Regions from separate parts of the Homo sapiens genome. Here region 2 is linked to region 1. A link is an interaction called in ENCODE POLR2A ChIA-PET data of the cell type or tissue named here. Cell type or tissue: PC-9. All regions are shown on one strand. Each heading gives the region's core, and the rest is flanking DNA. Links, peaks and the distances in the headings are about the cores only.

The links. ChIA-PET counts read pairs that join two places held together with the same protein. Peaks named below come from ENCODE experiments on the same cell type or tissue, not always from the same donor. Only the 100,000 strongest peaks of a DNase experiment are listed, where the experiment ranks them.
Region 2: POLR2A ChIA-PET joins it to region 1 with 19 read pairs; 1 of 35 experiments calls an interaction of 5 or more read pairs at or near these places.

The regions. Positions count from the first base shown.
Region 1 is chr10:87,079,250-87,096,558 of GRCh38, forward strand. It overlaps GLUD1 (glutamate dehydrogenase 1), which reads right to left and starts at 15,594. Exons shown (of 13, transcript NM_005271.5): 1 at 15,076-15,594. The coding sequence starts at 15,520. SHLD2 (shieldin complex subunit 2) reads left to right here and starts at 15,957. Exons shown (of 10, transcript NM_001330112.2): 1 at 15,957-15,999. RefSeq lists enhancers at 4,700-4,749, 13,606-14,143, 16,548-16,607 and silencers at 14,828-15,167, 15,368-15,507, 15,628-16,327, 16,248-16,505. In PC-9, for the core only: no CTCF peak of the experiment used is centred there; a DNase peak (open chromatin) is centred at 5,312; H3K27ac peaks cover 1,078 bases.
Region 2 is chr10:87,699,752-87,704,751 of GRCh38, forward strand. All of the region lies in intron 1 of PAPSS2 (3'-phosphoadenosine 5'-phosphosulfate synthase 2), which reads left to right. Among named protein-coding and RNA genes, the nearest start is that of PAPSS2, 42 kb to the left of the region's middle. In PC-9, for the core only: no CTCF peak of the experiment used is centred there; a DNase peak (open chromatin) is centred at 1,930.

The sequences.
Region 1 (17,309 bases), core at 5,133-10,132:
TTAAGATGAATCATTTGTATCTTAAAAAAAAAAAAAAATTGAGTTGGGCGTGGGGGCATGTGCGTGTAGTCGAAGATGCTCAGGAGGCTGGGGCAGGAGAGTCACTTGAGCCCAGGAGTTGCAGGCTGCAGTGAGCTACGCTCAGGTCACTGCACTAAACCCCAGCAACAGAGCCAGACCTTTCCTCAAAAAAAAAAAGAAAAAAGAAAAAAAAAATTGTTTAAACACTAAAATGTGCTTTTCAAATTATTCAAAATGCTTCTAAGTAATACCACATATTATTTAATGATAACTACACTAAGCCAGGGAAATGGTAAGGCGCTGTGCCCAGGCGACCCAGCCTGCACCATCCGCTTGCATGGAGGGGTGCTAATGCCACTCTCCTAGGATGGGTGTCACGACTGCGAGGAACATCGCACATGGGGAATCTGGCACGGTGCCCTGCAAGTGGTCAAACAGGCAAATCTCAACTATTACCACTGCTATAACAAGTATTACAAAGTAATGGCATGTAACAAAGCAATTAAAAAGTCTAAACTGACAGGAGTTTGAAAAAATGACTTAATAAACCTTGGTTTCATTACTTCTACATAAATTCACAGGAAATAGTAAAACAATGTATTAATTAAGAACTAGTGCTCTCCCTCTCCCTCCCCCTCCCCCTCCCCCTCTCCCTCCCCCTCTCCCTCTCCCTCTCCCCACGGTCTCCCTCTCCCCACGGTCTCCCTCTGATGCCGAGCGGAAGCTGGACTGTACTGCTGCCATCTTAGCTCACTGCAACCTCCCTGCCTGATTCTCCTGCCTCAGCCTGCCGAGTGCCTGCGATTGCAGGCGCGCGCCGCCACGCCTGACTGGTTTTCGTATTTTTTTGGTGGAGACGGGATTTCGCTGTGTTGGCCGGGCTGGTCTCCAGCTCCTAACCGCGAGTGATCCGCCAGCCTAGGCCTCCGGAGGTGCCAGGATTGCAGACGGTGTCTGGTTCACTCAGTGCTCAATGGTGCCCAGGCTGGAGTGCAGTGGCGTGATCTCGGCTCGCTACAACCTCCACCTCCCAGCCGCCTGCCTTGGCCTCCCAAAGTGCCCAGAGTGCAGCCTCTGCCCAGCCGCCACCCCGTCTAGGAAGTGAGGAGTGTCTCTGCCTGGCCGCCCATCGTCTGAGATGTGAGGAGCCCCTCTGCCTGGCTGCCCAGTCTGGAAAGTGAGGAGCGTCTCTGCCCTGCCGCCATCCCATCTAGGAAGTGAGGAGCGCCTCTTCCCAGCCGCCATCCCATCTAGGAAGTGAGGAGCGTCTCTGCCCGGCCGCCCATCGTCTGCGATGTGGGGAGCGCCTTTGCCCCGCCGCCCCGTCTGGGATGTGAGGAGCGCCTCTGCCCGGCCGCGACCCCGTCTGGGAGGTGAGGAGCGTCTCTGCCCAGCCGCCCCATCTGAGAAGGGAGGAGACCCTCTGCCCGGCAACCGCCCCGTCTGAGAAGTGAGGAGCCCCTCCGCCTGGCAGCCGCCCCGTCTGAGGAGTGAGGAGCCCCTCCGCCTGGCAGCCACCCCATCTGGGAAGTGAGGAGCCTCTCCGCCCGGCAGCCGACCTGTCCGGGAGGGAGGTGGGGGGGTCAGCCCCCCGCCCGGCCAGCCGCCCCGTCCGGGAGGTGAGGGGCGCCTCTGCCCAGCCGCCCCTACTGGGAAGTGAGGAGCCCCTCTGCCCAGCCAGCCGCTCCGAGAGGGAGGTGGGGGGGTCAGCCCCCCGCCCGGCCAGCCGCCCCGTCCGGGAGGGAGGTGGGGGGTCAGCCCCCCGCCCGGCCAGCCGCCCCGTCCGGGAGGGAGGTGGGGGGGTCAGCCCCCCGCCCGGCCAGCCGCCTCTTCCGGGAGGTGAGGGGGCGCCTCTGCCCGGCCGCCCCTACTGGGAAGTGAGGAGTCCCTCTGCCCGGCCAGCCGCCCCGTCCAGGAGGGAGGTGGGGGGGTCAGCCCCCCGCCCGGCCAGCCGCCTCTTCTGGGAGGTGAGGGGGCGCCTCTGCCTGGCTGCCCCTACTGGGAAGTGAGGAGCCCCTCTGCCCGGCCAGCCACCCCGTCCGGGAGGGAGGTGGGGGGGTCAGCCCCCCACCCAGCCAGCCGCCCTGTCCGGGAGGTGAGGGGCGCCTCTGCCCGGCCGCCCCTACTGGGAAGTGAGGAGCCCCTCTGCCCAGCCACCACCCCATCTGGGAGGTGTGCCCAACAGCTCACTGAGAACGGGCCATGATGACAATGGTGGTTTTGTGGAATAGAAAGCGGGGAAAGGTGGGGAAAAGATTGAGAAATCGGATGGTTGCCGTGTCTGTGTGGAAAGAAGTAGACATGGGAGACTTTTCATTTTGTTCTGTACTAAGAAAAATTCTTCTGCCTTGGGATCCTGTTGATCTGTGACCTTACCCCGCAACCCTGTGCTCTCTGTAACATGTGCTGTGTCCACTCAGGGTTAAATGGATTAAGGGCAGTGCAAGATGTGCTTTGTTAAACAGATGCTTGAAGGCAGCATGCTCGTTAAGAGTCATCACCACTCCCTAATCTCAAGTACCCAGGGACACAAACACTGCGGAAGGCCTCAGGGTCCTCTGCCTAGGAAAACCAGAGACCTTTGTTCACTTGTTTATCTGCTGACCTTCCCTCCACTATTGTCCTATGACCCTGCCAAATCCCCCTCTGTGAGAAACACCCAAGAATGATCAATACAAAAAAAAAAAAAAAAAGAAAAAAAAAAGAACTAGTATTTCTTCTCCCACACATAAATCACTTTTTCCATTGCTCTTTTAGAGCCTGTGGAAGTCATCACCACATTATTTTTAATTTTCCTTGCTTTCTTAAGTGGAGGAAATGTTACTTTCTTTTAACTTAGAAACTTAAAAATTTTAACTTGCATTTAGTGGGGAGCTAAAAACTGCTGGAACCAATGATATTCATAAATCAAACAGAAGCATTCAAATGGCAAGCCTAATATTCTAGAAATAGATGTTATTAAAAATTAGAAACCAGACCCCTCCTTCCACACAAGTGTAAACAAAATGTCCATTTTATCATAAGTCATGGAATGACATGAGTCAGAAACTGTGTGTGTATAACAAAAGACATGTTCCGCTGGATGGAACCCAGGAATTCTTGTTTGTAAAGTTAAGTTTTCTTTCCCAGCTACACCCATTTAGAGAGCTCAACTGCTAAACAGTGAAGAGAAGCAGTTTCACAAATTACCTCTCACACCACAGGCATTTTCTGTAGGCTATGAACCAATAAAGGTTTAGTGAATGGAAGCACAGGAGGAGCTATAAAGAAAGTACCAGCTTAGTGGAAGAAGCCCCAGAGCCAACAGAACAGGGACAGGGAGGGGATAGAAATGAATGCAAGTGATATTGCCTGGGCTAAAGAAGAAACATTTTCATTTTAAATTTCTAGTTAACCAGTGATTCATACATGTTTTTAATTCTAGAAATTGGCAAATATTGAGTACTGGGCTACCTAAACTGGTAGTCTGAAAAACAAAAAATTTTAAAGTGCACCCATTAATAAAATACTCTGCAGCAATACTTGAGACAAAACAATCTCCAATAAGACACAATGTACCCACACACAGAAGAAGCCAGTTACTCTTCCTTCTCTGGGTTTGGAAACCAAAGATAACTATCAAAAATATACTGTCACCTGAAAATAAGTCTTAACTACATTCTAAGGGACACGAAGAGATTTATGTAGGGGCCAGATGTGGTGGCTCACGCCTATAATCCCAGCACTTTGGGAGGCCGAGCTGGGCAGATCACTTGAGGTCAGGAGTTTGAGACCAGCTTGGCCAACATGGTGAAACCCCATCTTTACTGAAAATACAAAAATTAGCTGGGCATGGTGGCACATTCCCGTAGTCCCATACTCACAAGGCTAAGGCGGAGGTTACAGAGAGCTGAGATTGTACCACTGCATTCCAGCCTGGGCAACAGTTTGAGACTGTCTCAAAAAAATTAAAAAAAAAAAAAAAAGTAAGAATATGACTGCAAAAAGGAAGGTACTCTACTTAACTCAATGGATTGGGAAAAATTAGCACAACTGGAGAATGTGAAGGACAAAATGATGTGACATATACCTCAAAGTTCTGAAAGGCAGGGAAAGCCTAGCACTTTTGAATGCCTACTCTCGTTCAAATATACTCAATTTGAAGTTGTTCAAAAAAGTCAAATAATAGGAAAATACATACACATACAAGAAAATCAGAAAATCTTAAAATATTTAAGCCAAAATGAAGCAAGAAGGATCTTATGTGATCTGAATATTGTCACTTTTTATAAAACCAAGCCTTTCCTCCTTCAGCAGAGAAGGCTGAAGGTGAACAGGACCAACAGAGATCAAACAGGGGCACAGAACAGAAACTAGAAGGAGGAAGGAAGAGATGTTTTATTCCAGAAATGGAGGAAAGTAAATTATATTTTTGTATCCCAAAGTCTTAGACAGTTAGGCATGGTGGCTCATGCCTGTAGTCCTAGCACATTGGGAGGCTGAGGCAGAAGAACTTGAGCTCAGGTGTTTAAGACCAGCCTGGACAACATAGTGAGATCCCATCTCTACACACACACACACACACACACGCACACACCGCATCTTAAAACTCTGTTAGACTCCATTGATGCATTACTAGTGTTTGGGATCAACTGGGTCTTTGGTCAACTGTGCTAGTAGGAATGAAGGTAAATACTTTTAACAAAGAGCAGGAGTCCACGGCTGGCTAAGCTAGACAGTGAATGGGCTTGGTACACAGGTGTCAGCCACAGAACTGATGCCATTAGAAACATGGCCTAAAAATCAAGGCCACCCTGCTGACAAAGTAATCTGTGCACTCAGCTCACCAGAGGAAACTAAAGACACACCACCCATGACGTTTATTATTTATCAATCTCAGTAAAGCTGGAGGAAGGGCAGGGGATAGAATGACGTATGTACTACAATGGGAACTTTTAAATCATTCCTTCTATTCTGAACAGAAACTGACTAAACAGTTATTTTATGTTAACTGGTATCCAGATGTTTCCAAAGAATATTAGTGAAATGCAGACATCTGCAACTATATACAGTACAAAGCACTGATCTGATTTTTAACTTAATTACCACAGATATTCCTTAGTATGCTCAAGTCTAATGAGCAGTACATGCTAAGTTTCTCTAGGAGAAATAAAAATCAAAAGCAGAAACTAGCTTAAGTTGCTATAGTGATGAAGAAAACAAACCAGCTCATTACTTTAAAAAAGATTCAGTGAAAACCACAATTGACTAAGCTTGAATTTTTTTTCCTTTTCCTAGCTGACTCAAAAGCAAACACAAAAGCCTCCAGCTAGTCACTGTTTTTTATAATTAGTCATTAACAAAACATTTATGAAAATTCAAGTGGTTTTAAAATTACTTGAACCTGGTTCTCTTAATAGGGTTTGATTTATTCATCAGAAATCTAATTTCCAGCTGCACTCTCTCACTTTTCAGGAACTATTTATTCAGTAACCAAGAGTTCTACCAGAAGCACAGAACCACCAGAAAAGCAAAAATGCCTCAGAACAACTCTTAATATTTATAAGTTAACACTCTTGCCACTTACTCATCAGATTATATTTTTTCACTTAATATTAATGTACCTTCTAACCCACAATAATGTAGCGTAACTTAATTTAAAATGAAGAGAGGAAGGTTAGAAGCAGGGAGGAACTCTCAATGACCACCCACAAGTAATGACCACCTGAAATACTACGTCTCAGATAAAAATTCAGACATTCAGCATGGGAAGGAGCACTGCATATAGGAGCTAAGAAAAAGTACACACTTTAGGCTGGGCGTGGTGGCTCACGCGTGTAATCCCAGCACTTTGGGAGGCTGAGGTGGGCAGATCATTTGAGGTAGGAGTTCGAGACCAGCCTGGCCAACATGATGAAACCCTGTCTCTACTAAACACACAACAAAATTAGCTGGGCGTGGTGGTGCACACCTGTAATCCCAGCTACTGGGGAGGCTGAGGCAGGAGAATCGCTTAAACCTGGGAGACCGAGGTTGCAATGAGTGGAGATTGCACCATTGCACTTCAGCCTGGGCGACAGAGAGTGAGACTCCGTCTCCAAAAAAAAAAAAAAAAACCAGAAAAATTATACTTTAATTGCTTTAGCAGCATCAATGTACTGTTTTGTATAAAGTAGGCAAATACCATCTTAGATTTTTAATCCAGTCTAAATCTTTTATTTTAACCTGAATAAATTTTGAAGAGGTAACTAAGCTTTCTGGGAAGCAAATGTTTAGCTGATATTAGAAAAATATAACCTATTGACACATCAAAGAAAAAACGGAAGAATACTTTTTTCATTAAAAATTTAAAATTATAACACATATGTATGTATTTCTATCAAAATTTAAATACAAAAAGAAAGCTGAAGACTCCCTTGACTTCCACTTATGACCCCAGTCTTCTCCTTAGGGGTGACTATTCTTAGCAATGTAAGTGTATATCCTTCCAAATCATGTTCCCTGCAATTATATATGTACATATCCATAAAACATACAGCTTTGTTTTGTGTTATTTAACTTACAGCCTGACAGATGGAAGATTATACATTAAAAGGGGGATTTTGTTAATTTTTCTTGGTAGATTCTTTTATTCTGATCTTGATTAACAGTAACTTAGCTGCACTTTCACACCAAACAGGTCTTGGAATCGGAAATGATGCTAGTTAAAATGGTGAATATAAAGTTGGATTTAGTAAAAGGTAACAATAACTTGTTATTAAAAAGTTTCAAAGGGATAAAGGCTTGAAACCTCAGCTATCCAGTTTCATATAAATTATTTACAAGTCTACGTGATAATTTGAGATGGGTCTTAAGAGAGGCAGAGGAATCCTAGGGAGGGGGAAGTGAGGCATGGACAGGCAGAGGGACTGCACTATTCAAGGGCATGATGGAGAGAAGTACGTGCCTGGATTTCCAATTTCCCTAAGGATAATTTTACACCAGATCTTCTTTATTTTAAAAATCCAATCCTTTTCCTTAATAACCCCATCTGTCCCTGATACCACCATTTTTTTCTACCAGTCTCTCAGGCTAGAAATTTTGTGGTTATCTTTGCCTCTTCTCTCCTTCATCCTGTAAATCCTACCTGTTGGGAATACATTACTGTCCTTTCTTCAAAATGTTTTATCTGTCTTTTCTTTTTCATTCTCTGCTATTAACTATAACTTCATTCTCAGTTCCACTGCTGCCTAGCTTTCTGTGCCCTGCTAGATTCATCATTATTCATCCAACAAACATAAAAGGAAAAAATTGGCCTGGCGCGGTGGCTCACGCCTGTAATCCCAGCACTTTGGGAGGCCGAGGCGGGCGGATCATGAGGTCAGGAGATCAAGACCATCCTGGCTAACATGGTGAAACCCCGTCTCCACTAAAAATACAAAAAAAAAAAAAAATTAGCCAGCGTGGCGGTGGGCGCCTGTAGTCCCAGCTACTCAGGAGGCTGAGGCAGGAGAATGGCATCAACCCAGGAGGCGGAGCTTGCAGTAAGCCAAGATCGCGCCACTGCACTCCAGCCTGGGAGACAGCGAGACTCCGTCTCAAAGAAAAAAAAAAAAAAAAAAAGGAAAAAATTGTTTTTTCTCACACATTTCTGACACCAAATGTGTGGGTTTTCCACACTAAGCAGTTCTCCAGTTCTCTGCAGATACAAACTGGGTGTCCTGCAATTCAGTTATGACACTGACTACCAGGGTTAGCACAGACCCCACAGCTCAAGGGCTCAGTCGCACAAGACTGTTCCCTACTTCAGATGCCAGTTCCAAGTCTTGGGTGCCCAGGGCACCCACACTTCTGTCCAACTTGGCTACCAACCAGGGGGTTCCCATGGCCCCCTCCTCAGGTTCAATAATGTTATAAAGGCTCACAGGACTCAGGGAAACGTTACTTATGTAAAGGATACAAATCAACAGCAACATGAAGAGGTACACAGGGCCATGTCTGGAATGTCCCCACTGCAGGAGCTTCTGTTCCCCTGGAATTTGGAGGGTACCACCCTACCCATACATGGATGCATTCACCAACCTGGAAGCTCTCTGAACTCTCCCCATACTCCAGCCATCAGTTAGGGTTTGTATAGAGGTTCCATTATGAGGGCATGACTGATTGCTGATTAAACTCAATCTTCAGCCCCTTTCCAATCTCCAGAGGTCAAAGGGTGGGACTGAAAGTTCCAAATTTCTAATTATGGCTTGGTCTTTTTGGTGACTAGTCCCCACCTTGAAGCTACCCAGAAGCCCATTAAGAGTGTCCTAGTTAGAACAAAAGATGCTCCTATCACTCAGGAATTTGCGACATTCAGGAGCTCTGTGTTGGGAACCAGGCAAAGAGACCAAATATATTTACTGTCACAAGCCCTTATTTCTCATTATTTACAAATGTAGTTTGTCCTCATGACCCCCTTACACACAGTTCCACTTCCTGCCTTGGGTGAAGCCACCCCCTCTTTATCTGAAATGGCCTTATCCAACTCCTATCCAGCCTTCTCTGTTCCCACATCAAGACTGTCTGTCTGCCAGGCACGGTGGCTCACGCCTGTAATCCCAGCACTTTAGGAGGCCGAGGTGGGCTGATCACATGAGGTCGGGAGTTCGAGACCAGCCTGACCAACATGGCAAAACCCTGTCTCTACTAAATATACAAAAATCAGCTAGGTGAGGTGGTGCATGCCTGTAATCCCAGCTACTTGGTAGGCTGAGGCAGGAAAATTGCTTGAACCTGGTAAGCAGAGGTTGTAGTGAGCCAAGATCGCGCCACTGTATGCCAGCCTGGGCAACAAGAGCAAAACTCTGTTTCAAAAAAAAAACAAACAAAAAAACAAATAAACAAACAAGATTGTCCTTGGTTTCCTTGAACTCCTACTGCAACAACACATGATTTACTTTGTTTTGTTTTTTTTTTTGTCATTTATTGACTGGTTCTAGGAAAGGAAAATGTAGAAATGGAATACTGAGCTTATAGCAAAACAAAAAAGACATAGGGTACAAAGGAGATTTGAATCTGCTCTACTTGGGAGAAATCAATGAAAAAAAATATTCCAAGAAATAAAAAAATTCAACTTTGTTTTTTTAAAAGAACCCTCTGCATAAAGTTCAGAGATCTTGCCTGCAGGAACAAAAAACACATAATAGAAAAATTGATTTACTTAGAATATAGACTATAGTTCATAATAAAAGCAGTCCTTATTTGGTAAACCTTCAATACGAGTACATCACCCTTGGTTATTTCTTTGCTCTTTCTCTCTTGGCATAAAAGAAAAAAAAAATTCATGCAAAATCCTACTAAGGCCCAATATGTACAAAATATCTTTTAAAAGTCCTATGTTGATATATTTGTGATAATGACAAACGATAAAAGAAGTCATACTACTGACAACCTTTGAAATTTTCATTTGTCATCTTTCACATTTTCCTCTAGCCTAGAAGCAAATCAGAAGAATTACGTCTGATAGACTTTCTCCAAGAATAATAATCAAGAGAAATAGCAATTCATAATAAACAAAGCATTTTCTTAGTTTTTAATGAAGAAAACTAAGAAAGTAATTTCAAAATTATTCAATAGAAAATCTTTAAAGATAAATGGACTACACACTGGTAGAGAAATGAGTTGTTCTGGCTAACACATTAATCTCTTAAACACCAAAGTCTTCAAACCTCTTTTGATGGAAAACTGTTTAAAATGTTATTTCAGGTCTTCGGAGTTGGGTGTAGGGGAAAAAGGTTATTTCATTTCCTTAGCAATTAGAATAAATGGACCTCTAGAGATATCATCTATGCTGAGTTTTATATGCAAAGCTGTTTGAATATGTATTTTTCTAGGAAGAAGGTAGGTCTTCTAATAGCTTTTAACAGAAATTTCAAAGGTATCTATGATCCAAAGTATTAGGAAGCATTGTGTCAATGGCATGAAGTGGTTCTCAATCAGCGCTTACAATTAAAAGCCTAAGATACAATTTGTAACTTTTTGCATAAATAAATCCCAGACAACAATGATTAAGGTGGGTGCTGGAATCAGATGCCCAGAATCTGAACCTCAACTCCACTACGTACTAGCTGTGTCACCCTGCCAAAGGACACTTCACTCCTCAACCTTAGTAGCCACATTTGGAAATCAGGGACAACAGTGTATTGCATGAGGCATAAAAGCAATGATACATGAAAAGTTCTTACATGCATTGTTGCTATAAGGCATAGAACTGATGATGCATGAAAAGTTCTTAATAAAATGCCTGGCACACACAGAGCTGAATAAATGTTAGCCTTTGCTAATATCTGACCTTGGTGAAGGCAGTTGACCTCAAGTGAAGGCAGAATGTGTGTGGCTGCAGAATCTTCTAGGTGTAGTTGCCTTTTTGTAAAGATAATCGGAAGGTCTTGAGTAGCTCCTTCTCCTAGTTTGTCTTCTTGTCCTTAATAAAGCCTTTCCTGCCTTTAACAGTAGTATTTCACATATTAACAATTCCGACTTGATAGTGAACACTTGAATCTGTATTAATTTCTGCCTCTGGAAAGGGGAAAATATTGATTCATTTGAATAACTAGTCAGTTTTAGACAGCGGCATTAGATTTAAGACTGTTCATGGTTATATTGGGGGAAGGACTTGGGGTAGAGCTGCTTCACTTTTCATTTTGTAACTTTCGTTACTATTTGATTATGTGAATCATGCATGTGTATTTTATGGGTTGCTGAGTACAAAATTTATGGGCTATTTATGAATCAATGTGCTCTAAAGTGATACTAGAGATTTTTCTCTTTATTACTTACATTGTAAAAGCCTAATTATTGGGTAAAATAAATAGAAAAGAAGAACAGTCACGTGGCAGAGACTAGTGTCTAGGATTTTTTCAACATCTACAGGTTAGTATTTTAGTTTTTAATGGTTACAGAACCCTTAGTATTTTTAACATAAGTAAATAAAAACCGATTTTCCTAAGCACTCTGAATTATTAACAGCGGTAAACCTAATTTCTTCCCACTATATGCCAAAAGTTCAGGCTCAATTTTTATTTCTTGTACTTAAACACTACAAGTTGTACTGAACTTTAATATATATTGGTGCTTAGGATCCAATTTTTGATGCCCTAATTCTTACAAAGTATACTTTGGATAATGAGTGAGCAGCTGTTTGTCTTCCTGCACGTGGGGCTTTACTGCCAAAAGCAAACTTGCTAAATGGATTCATACACGCAAGTGACAGAAAGACTGAAATCTGATGTACAGATCACTACCATTACCAAGCGTCTTCATTTTCTAGTATACTTTGGGAGAAAAGACGCATTTGGCTTCCATGAAATAAAAAGGCATAAGGGCAACACATTTCCGTATTTAAATAAGATGTATTAAAAACAACAACCTCGGGGCTAAGTGCTTTTAAAAGACACACAAATTACCTATCCTCTGACTGAACTTTCAGAAAAGTCCTAAATTAAATTCACCTACAAAGGTTATATTTTATCTGTGGCAGCAGATGCAGACACACAGCCACTTAAAAATATTAGAAACTGTGAGTTTATTAAAAGTTACCTAAGTTTTGATGGTTGTCAATTGAGCACAGCAAAATAAGTCAGAAACATTTTTTCCCCCAGTGAAGGCAGAGAAATATCTCATTTTAAATCAGTATCAGTGCTTTCTATAGTCTTCCCTTAAGCGCTAAACAATGACATCCCAGAGGCTGAGGGCGTCTTTAACACTGCATTGACTCCGGTCTTCCCTTGCATTATGTCATCAAGATTCCACTGTTTCCTTCTGGCATTTTGACTTTTAAAAACTAGTTACTGGATTAATATAGGGTACACTTTTTTGGGTACTAATATTTGTAATTAAAAGACTTAGGGTCAATGTATGAGAGAACTCCATCTACGGTCCATCAACTATATGTAAATTATGATAATTTTAGAAAATTTTATGATAGTAGCATCAGTGATAGGGAATTTTAATAGTTTTAATATCAAGACAACTGGGGGGGGGCAGACTGGAAGAGAAAGTTAATTGACTCCTACCATCAATAAATTGCTATTATCAATCTGTACTTTCCCTCCAAACTGACTTTAAAACAATAAACTTCCTTCTAAAAAGGTAGACTGGTCTCAGGCAGAACCATAGCAAATGAAATACAGATAATTTACTCTGGGAAAGTTAATAGAACAATCTTTGATAATATTTCCAAACCCACCAGAACTTTTGAACCAGTCTTCTCAAATCAGTCGCATATTCTCACACTATGCCCCTTTGCTGGAAATATTTTTAAGGCCTCACTTAAACTTCCCTTCAGATCCTTTAGCTTACCCTTTCAAATCCTTAACACAGACAAATCTAACGGCCTCAGGTACATGTAGTAACTGGGAAAAGAAAAGCACAAAAACAGTGTGTATTATTAAATATTTACTTGGAAAAAGTACACATCAGCCACCAAGTCTTATAACCATCTGTTTCCCTTAGAGATTATTGCTAGATTGTTGCTTTGCTTCAACCTCAAGAATTTTAATTTAGAAAACTCAGGGATAAGGTTGTTCTTGAGGGAAAATGAGATACAGAAAGCTGAAGGTTGGTAAAAGGGTGGAGAGAGGCAGATGAGGTTTTTTTTTTTGGCAAAGAACCAATGGGAGAGAAGACAGGTTAGTGGGGAGAGGTAAGAAGAACGTGTTAAAATATGTTTAAGAGGGAAAGACAGAATTTCATAGGGATTATCCAAAGCATTTAAAAAAATCTCAATCACCTAATATATTCTGTGTTTCTAAGACTAGAGTGGGACTACAAAGGTTAACAATTTCTTAGACGTTAAAAAAGCTTTAAGAAAGAAGACCTGTCTCTCTTACAATGCACATTCTCTGCAAACAAGGGTGATAAATGGGTAGATAGATCTGGGGATGTCTTGAACACAAAGCATGGAAGGCTATAGTACCCAAATTTTGCTGATCATCTGTTTAGTATACTGTTTATTAAGCAAACTAAAATATTTAAGGGCTTTCATAGCTATGTAATCTTCCCCAATCCAGAAAGCCTTTCAAATTCCTGAAGATAATAAATTTGTCACTTTGTAGAGGCCAATTTTCTTTGATGTTCTATCAATGCTTGCAACAGTTTACTAGTAACAATTCAGTTTCTCCCTGTTTATATGCTGGGGGTTAATAGCATGTTTTTTTGTAAATGGGATAAACGGAACAGAAAATTGTATCTTACACTCTAGTACAAGCAAGTGCTACAGTAACAGTGCTTTGGTATGGCTGACCCAATTTGTTGCTAGGTTCAATATTTTGGCATTAAAACTGCTGTGGCAACAAGAGAAAGAGGACTCACAAACTATGGTAAACGAGTTGCTTCAGTGAGTTTGCGGAGCTGCGACTTATAAAAACAGGAGAGAGCTGGGCATCTGAAGAATCGAAGAAAAAGGATTTCAGAGACCAAATCATCCTGCAGAAAACCACATACACTGATTTATCTGTACACCTTTTAAAGGACTGGCAAATGCTGCCAGCAAGATAGTAAAAAATAAACTTGATGTCCGTTTTAAGAAAACGATGCAACTCAATATTTGCTAAACATTGCCTGAACTTCCTCCAACATCCTTATTTGCCTTTCTTTGGAGTCTGAACTTGTTTTCCTGGTTTGGATAATAAGGGAGTGGTAGGAAGAAGGCAGGCAAATGTAGGAGACTGACGGTGTGTACATTTTATACAATTTTGAAGCTAGAAAGGAAATCAGAGGTCAAAGTGGTTCAAACATTGGTTTTGGCTGAGGCAACCAGAGCTAGGGGATAATTAAGCTCCAAAGTTAAGTCCTAGAAGTGGGCGGGGTCAATGCAAATTTAGTAAATCTTTAAAAACAACCTTTGTCCCCCCTGCTGGGAACACCAGCACCGCTCAAGTTTTTTCCGGTACAGAGAGGATTTCTAAAAATCCTCATAAGTCAGCGGGCATAACTGAAAGACCACAGAACCAGGTTTACTGAGACATGGGTCTAGCCCAACATCCTCTGTGCTTCTCAGCCAATCCACCTCCAACAAGACTCCTCGCCTCCCTGGGCTCTTTATTCCATATAATTTTTCTTTTTTACAGTAGACAAAAGTGGTTTGTCCTTTCCATTTTATGTTACTAAAGAGGTATGATGCAATGTATTGGGGGGAAAAAAGCTCTTATTTGCTCGAAGAAAGCAATCTGACTACAGAGGCCAAATCTACAGACATTAAATGATTTAAACCACAGGATAACCCAGTGACTACCAAACATTATCTGACCCCTTTCTTCACGTACTATATTTTTCCTGAAGCTCAAATTCAGGGCTAGCCAGGACCAGTACACACCCCCAGAGCTATTTCATTCCATTGGCTGGCTGGCCATCCGCAGCCTACAACCTGTAAATTTACTGTCAGGACGCCAGGTGTTTATTTGTCAGAGATATTACATTGCTTGTGATTTTTTTGTGTTTTTCCTTTTTTTTGGTATAAAACAGAACTTGTCAGAATGGGAAAATTACTTAATTGAAACGATTAACGCGTGATTAGTAAATTCCTTTGGTTAATAAAACTGTCTAGATTTCAAACTTAGAAGCCAAGTCATTTTCTATGTTCGGATATCATCTGTCACTATTGGAACAGGAGTGAACAAATACCAGAAAATAATTTGACAGCTTGCATTTAGGGGAGACTCACAAAAGCCCAAGAACACTGACGAGGCATTATCACACGGGCAGGTCATTCCCTTTCCTAGAAGTGCATTTCGGCAGGACCCGCCGTGTGTGACACAGACACCGGGACCAAAAGGAGACCGGTGCAGCGTCTACTCTGCATGCAAGATCAGCATATACAGAGGCCCGGGGTGACGGCGCGGGGGAGGGGGCAGGCCAATCGCATGATGATTTTAAGGCGGAAAAATCACCATCCACAGAGCCGGCCACATCCGAGGCGGGGTGACCCGGGCGGGGACCCGGCCCGCTCCAGCTGGGCTGGGCTGGGCTGAGCAGCGGCCCCGCACCGGCAGGAGGCCGGAGGGGAGGGCCGCAGGGGAGGCAGGGAGGGCGGGACGGGGCCCGGCCGACGCTCACCTCCCTTGCAGGGCGTGCGGTGCTGGCTGTGCTGGGCCCGGTAGCCTTCGATGACCTCCCAGGAGCCGTCGTCGCGCCGGATGGGGAAGGAGAGACTCAGCACATGGTTGCAGGGCTTGATGATCCGCAGGATGCCGCGCACCCGGTTCCGCTTCTGCTCCTCGCTCTCCCGGGTCCTCAGGTCCTCCACCAGCTTGTCCTCCACGATGCTGGCGCCGCGATCGAAGAAGCCCTCCACCATCTTGAAGAAGTTGGGGTCGTCCTCGCGGTCGGCCACCGCCTCGCTGTAGTGGCGCCGGGCGGCCAATGCCAGCCCCGGCTGCGGGGCGGCGGCGGGCTGTCCCCGGGCCCAGCCCAGCAACGCGGCCGAGTCGGCGGACGCCGAGCCCAGGGCAGCGGGCCCGGCCCGGGACAGCAACAGCGCTTCGCCCAGGTAGCGGTACATGGCCACAAGCGGAGGGGAGGTGCGTGATGGTCGCGAAACAGGCGCGCTTTCTCAGACTCCCCGCGACTAGGGAGGAAGGGTCCCGCGCGGGTTGCCCTTTTAAGCCGCAGCTTCCTGCTTGCCCGGCTGTCCCCTCCCCTCGGGCGCTCGCCACCTAACGGGGAGGACGGACTTCGGGGACAGGGCGCCGCCCAGGGCGCCGGGCCTCCGCCTCCGCCGCGGCCTCCCCGGGCCTCGCTGGCGGCAGCGCGCGCCGGCGGGGCGTCGGGGGCGCGCAGGCGCGGGCGGGCTCGGCGCGCACGCTCGCGCGCCAGTGGGGAAGGGAGGGGAGGGGAGAGGAAGGGCGGGGAGGAGAGTGGAGGGGAACGGACGGGAGGGGCAGGGAGGGGAAGGTCGGGGCGGGTCGGGGCGGGTCGGGGCGGGCCCACGGGCGGCCGGATTTGCCCGGAGGCCGCACCCGCCTCCGGCGGGGCTCTCAGGTATGTGCGCCGCGGGGGTCCCTCAGGGGGGTTGGGGGTAGCCCAGGGAGGTCGGGGTCGGGGGCTGGCCTCTGTAGGGCGCTCAGAGGCCGAGTCCCCCCGAGCGCCGCGTGGGTGAGGCTTGGCGGTCTGGTCGGGGACCGGGTCATGTGAGTCACGGGCGCCCCTCCTTTCCGCCCGCGCGCCCTCGGAACGGGCGGCCCACCCTGGCCTGTCCTCTGGCGGCCTCAGGCCGGGGCCGGGCGTGCAGGGGCTGACACGTGGGCAGGAAAGCGAGGCAGAGCCGCCGCCGCGTAAGGCCGGGCTGAGGGCTCGGCGTCACCAGCCAGGGCTGCAGAGAGCGGCGTGGCACCCGGAGTTGGATTATGCGTGGCTGGCGTGAGCTGGAAGGGAGTCACTCGCCCACAAGCTCTCACCACGCGAGCTTTTATTGTCCCGTTCAACTGCTCCGCAGTGTGGAGATCGCATAGTTACGCACGTCGTGGTTGTGTCGCCCCACAGTACTGACTGCTTCACCTTTGCAGACAGAGGCTCCGGCCCGGCGCGGTGGCTCACGCCTTTAGTCCTAGCACTTTGGGAGGTCGAGGCTGGAGGATGGCTTGAGCCCAGGAGTTCGAGGCTGCAGTGAGCTACGATAGCTCCACTGCACCCCAGCCTGGGCAACAGAGGGAGACCCTATCTCCCTCTGAAATAGTCTAAAATAAGGAAACTAGAAATGCGATAATGCCCCCAGGAAATTCTTTCTCAGGAATATATGTATTTGTTAAATGGTTCAGTATATGATTTATTTTTTATTTTATTTATTTATTTGAGATGGAATCTTGCTCTGTCGCCCAGGCGGGAGTGTAGTGGCACCATCTCGGCTCACTGCAGCTTCCACCTCCCTGGGTTCGTTCTAGCGATTCTCCTGCCTCAGCCTCGGGGTAGCTGGGATTACAGGCCCGCGCCACCACGCCCGGCTAATTTTTGCATTTTTAGTAGAGACGGGGTTTCGCTGTGCTGGCCAGGCTGGTCTCCAACGCCTGACCTCAAGTGATCCGCCCGCCTAGGCCTCCCAGAATGCTGGGATTACAGACGTGAGCCACCGCGCCTGGCCTCAGTATATGATTTATAAGCTTTATGCTGTATGAGGGTTCAGTTATGTATTTATACATACTTGATAGGAAATGCTAAAGTTCACATTCCTATGGATAGCTTTTGGTGCTTTTCAAACTAACGAGGCTGGCACGGTGGCTCACGCCTGTAATCCCAGCACTTTGGGGGCCAAAGCAGGCTGATCGCTTGAGGCCAGGAGTTCAAGACCAGCCTGG
Region 2 (5,000 bases), core at 1-5,000, 620 kb after region 1:
AGGCGGGAGAATCACTTGAACCCGGGACGCAGAGGTTTCAGTGAGTCGAGATCATGCCACTAAAAAAAAAAAAAAAAGAATCAAACTATTTTGGCCTCTCCATTTTCTGGTTGAGAAATTCTTTATATTTTAAATATATATTTATTTCCAAATTTAATATTGAAAACTAGAATATAGAGAAGAGAAGGAAAATAGTTACCTAAAATGACCTAACCTTCAAGATGATTATTATCACTATTAGCATTTTTCCATGATTTTCAGACTTTTTTCTATATAGCCTTATACATATAAATACATATATTTTAACGAGATTAATGTTAACTCACTCTGTAAGCTGTTTTCTTACCTATTAATCATATGGATGTGCCATAATCTAGTTAATTGATGGACATTTTTATTGTTTCTGATTTCACTATTTTAGATAATATTGCTATGAACATCCTTGGATAATGATTCATTTTTCTGTATTATAATGTTGAGATCATTTGAGAATCAGAGAAACTGGCAGAGAAAATTATAGTGAGTCATTTTATGTTCGCAACAAAACTTGCATAATTTCAATTCCATGAGAGAATGTGGAATGAACTAAAATGGAAAATTTTCTTTTAAAGAATGAGCTTTTTGTCTGGGTGTAGTGGTTCATGCCTGTAATCCCAGCACTTTGGGATGTTGAGGCAGGAGAATCACTTGAGTCTAGGAGTTCTAGACCAGCCCAGGTAATGTGGCAGTTGCTCTACATTACAAAAGAATACAAAAATTGGCCAGCCACAGTGGCTTGTGCCTGTAGTCCCAGCTACTGAGGAGGCTGTGATGGGAGGATCGCTTGAGCCGGAGACGTGGAGGCGGCAGTGAGCCAGGATCACACCACTGCACTGCAGCCTGGGTGACAGAGTGAGACCCTGTCTCAAAAAAAAAAAAAAAGAAAAAAGAATGAATTTTATATTTTTGAAATTTTAAAACACGTTAGAAAAACAACTATCAGAACCATAGATGTCTACACTAAAAGTAGAAAAGTTAATTATAACTACATAAGAATTCTAGAAATAGTTTCAAACTACCAAAAGATATCCAAAGTAGAAGGGAAATAAATTATAATATATTTGAGATTGCTGGATGTAATGATGGAAAAGAAATAAAATCGATCCATGTAAGCACATAATAAATTATAATAATTTCATATTTTAAAAATTGGTACAGTTTAATTGTATCGAGGTAGCTAGAAGTTTGAAGAGTATTTTTGGCCCAGGTATGTATGATTAATGATCAAATGGAAGACACCAACAACAGGAATATTTCTGTATATTCATAAAATACTCTTTAATATGATATAATAGATATAATGTGATATATAATAAAGTACATACCAAAAGGGGAGCAAGTGAACAAAAAGTATATATTATTATATAATTAGTAAAAATGTTATGATACAAAGCATAGAAAAAAGAAGCACCAAAATATGTTTTTATTTATATAATAATTTTCTTTCTTTTTTCTTTTTTCTTTCTTTCTTCCTTTCTTCCTTTCTCTTTTTTCTTTCTTTCTTTCTTTTTTCCTTCCTTCCTTCCTTCCTTCCTTCCTTTCTTTCTTTCTTTCTTTCTTTCTTTCTTTCTTTCTTTCTTTCTTTCTTTCTTTCTTTCTTTCTTTCTCTTTCTTTCTCTCTCTCTCTCTCTCTCTCTCTCTCTTTCTTTCAGACAAGGTCTCACTCCATTGCCAAGACTGGAGTTCAGTAGTATGATAAGGGCTCACTGCACCCTTGACCTCCTGGGCTCAAGCAATCTCCTCCCACCTCAGTTCCCTGCATAGCTGGGACTATAGGCACGTGCCACCACACCCAGCTAATTTTTAAATTTTTTTCTAGAGATAGTATCTCACTACGTTCCCCAGGCTGGTTCCTATCTCCTGGACTCAAGCGATTCTCTCACCTTGACCTCTTAAAGTGCTGGGATTATAGGCATGAGTCACCGCACCCAGCCCAAAACATAGTTTTAAAAAGTGGATGAGATCATTGTCCAGATTGTAGTTAATTAATATCAAAGAGGCAAACACACGAATGGCCTAAGTAACTTATTACACAGAAAAAGGCATATTCTTACCAAAATAAGTACAAATCAACCTGGGGGAAAAAACAGTAAAAATACAAACACAAAAAAGTCATTGAATATTTAGAAGTGGGTATATCGTGGTAGCCTGGTAACTTGGTTTTGTCACTTGGAAAATGAACTGGCAGTATACAATGAGACCTACAAAATAGTTTATAAGTTTTGATACTCAATAATTTCACTTTGGGTTGTATATTCAAAAGAACTAATCGGAAAGGAATAAATATATAATTGTGAAACATTTGAAGCTACTCATGTTAAGTAATGAAGATGAAGTGAGAATGATTTTTAAATTGTTTACATTATAGTGTAGTATGAAAAGCCTTATTATATATTATCTCCTTCAATCCTCAGGGAGGAAGCTGTGACAAAGAGCTCACATAACTGGGACTGGAAACTAGGAGTCCTGTCTATGCAGAAATAAGACCCAGACTTAAACCTGGCTACATCCTGTGTCTTCTGGCTGTGGGACTTCAGCCCCCTTCCCAATATCTCTGAGCAGTAGTTTTCAGATCTGTAAATGGATCACAATGCTCAGTCTCTATGGCTCCCAGGTTTTGAGCAATAAATGAGATAATGCACGTGGAAGTGGAGCTCCTACCATGGGCCTGATAGGGCAATCACTGGGGTTGCAACTTTCTGAAAATGGGTCTTTAAATGAATCTTCAAACTGCACACTGAGGAGCGGGAAGATTTGGAACACGTTTAATCAGCAAGGGAGCAATGAAAGCAGAGACCAGTGGCAATGAGGGCCAAGTTAAAACAGGGCGGAGTGGAGTTGTAAAGAGAGAAGTAAAGTGGATTTGTTTGCACTGCCTGGGAAGGAGTAGGGTACAGAGGGGATTCAAGGGCACGTGCTTGTTTTTTTTAATTGAGACATTATGAACATCTCAGAACAAAAGCTTTGGGCTTTGGTAAGCTCCACCAGACACCTGGTTTAGGGCTTTTTCATTCCCCAAGACTCCTCCTCCCTTCCATGACACTCCTCCCTGGGACACATGCTTGGATTTGGCTCTGGAAATGCCCCGCCCCACCATGAAACCATCTAGTCTTTTCCCCAGGTTACTTCTCTTGTAGTCACGCAAAATCAAGGCTGAGGCTCCCTGTCACGACCCTCGGCACTTCACCTGAGTTCTAGGAGCCACTTTGGCAGTCCTCTTTCTGTGCCACCAATGGGAGTGAGGGGTGAGCCTGGCAGAGACACACATGCCACCCTGGGCTTTGTGACAAGGCCTGGACTCTAATGGGTCAAACCCAGGGCAAAGGCCATCCTCCATCTAGGTAACGAAGTGTTCATGACTCTGTGACAGCCAGGACAAGGGCAGTAAGTTTGCAGTAGAATGACACTGCAAATTGGTGAACCTTAGTGTAGGGTACGTCCCAGCCGGGCTTTAATACAGAGCAGCAATAATGACAACAACATTGCGTGTGTGTGTGTGTGTGTGTGTGTGTGTGTGTGTGTGTGTAAAACTGGTGCAGTCCTATCCATTGTCTGATTCGATCATGAGTGCCACATCCTCCCCAGACTTGGGTTAGAGTAGACCCAGATCCCCAGAACCCTTTTAAACCTGGGTGATTTAGAATTCAAACTACCATCACTTCTCCAGACTAGATTAAATGCCACCTGGACTGATCAGATCCAACATCCTACCATGAGTCTGGTATTTTCTTTGCTATTTTATCTAGATAATTCTTATTTAATCCTTTCAGCAATCCTAGGAAAAAAATATTCTTATCCCCATTTTACAGAGAAAGATAAGGAGGTTCAGAGATGTTAATAACTTGCTCCAGGTCACAGAGCAAATCAGCCGTGAAGCAGGTTTCAAATCCAGGTCTGCTTGACTCCAAAATCGATACTCATGCTACTCCGATGCATGCTACAGAGAGTTTTTCTGGGCCAGTAGTGGGAAGAAGGTAGAGATTTTTGCAAAATTGTCTTAGGGACCCAGTATAGAAGTATGCCACTAACTTTGGGGTTTCTGGACCACTTCCTGATAAGGGGCAGAGTTAGATGGGATGCCGAGGATGTCTGTGTGTTCTCTATGTACACACAGCAAGACAGACATTTTTTCCTTTAACATGTGTTTTGCTTTCTATAGAGAGAATCCTTTTTCTGACAGTCACTTTCTTTCCAAAGCTTAGAACATCATAGGCTCTTTGGCAGAGAGTACAGCTTTCAACAAGAAAAAGAAAAGTTTTTGGCCACTCTGCCCCCTTGCAGTTCAAGTATAATTCAAAATATCTGCTTCTATTTGTTTGCCTTTTGCAAAACCTCAAGGGTGATTTTGAAATAAATAGGAATAAAATATTTGACTGAACCAAAAGAGCCCAGTACCTGGCCATCCGAAAGTATTTATTTATTTGTTTAAACATTGCTGGAGTAATAGAAAATTTAAATGCAGTTATCAAAGACCAAAAGTTCAGAGATTAAATACTATGTTAGAGTCATTCCTTCTAATTAATTTTGAACTGTTTTCGAAAAACGAAGAACTTGCTGGGGAGACAATGATCAAGATCGTAACAAAGTTCCCCTAGAAGATTAACAGAGCTTGGAGTTTACTGTGGATCTCTGCCTGTGTGGAGAAGAAACAGTCAAACTAGAGGAAACAAAACTGTCTCTATAGACAAATTAAATTTTAGTGGATGTTCATGTGCACAGGTGGGCAGCAGCACCTTAGTCTAGTATGTTGGGATTGGGATCAGAGTCTTTTTCCATAAATGCAGCAGCATTGAGCAATATAATTCCATCTAAAATCTTATTGTATATTTTCTCATCTGCTTACTTTTTTTTGTTTGTTTGTTTGTTTTTGAGACAAAGTCTCGCTCTTTTGCCCAGGATGGAGTGCAGTCACACAGTCTTGGCTCACTGCAACCTCCGCTTCCTGGGTTCAAGTGATTCTC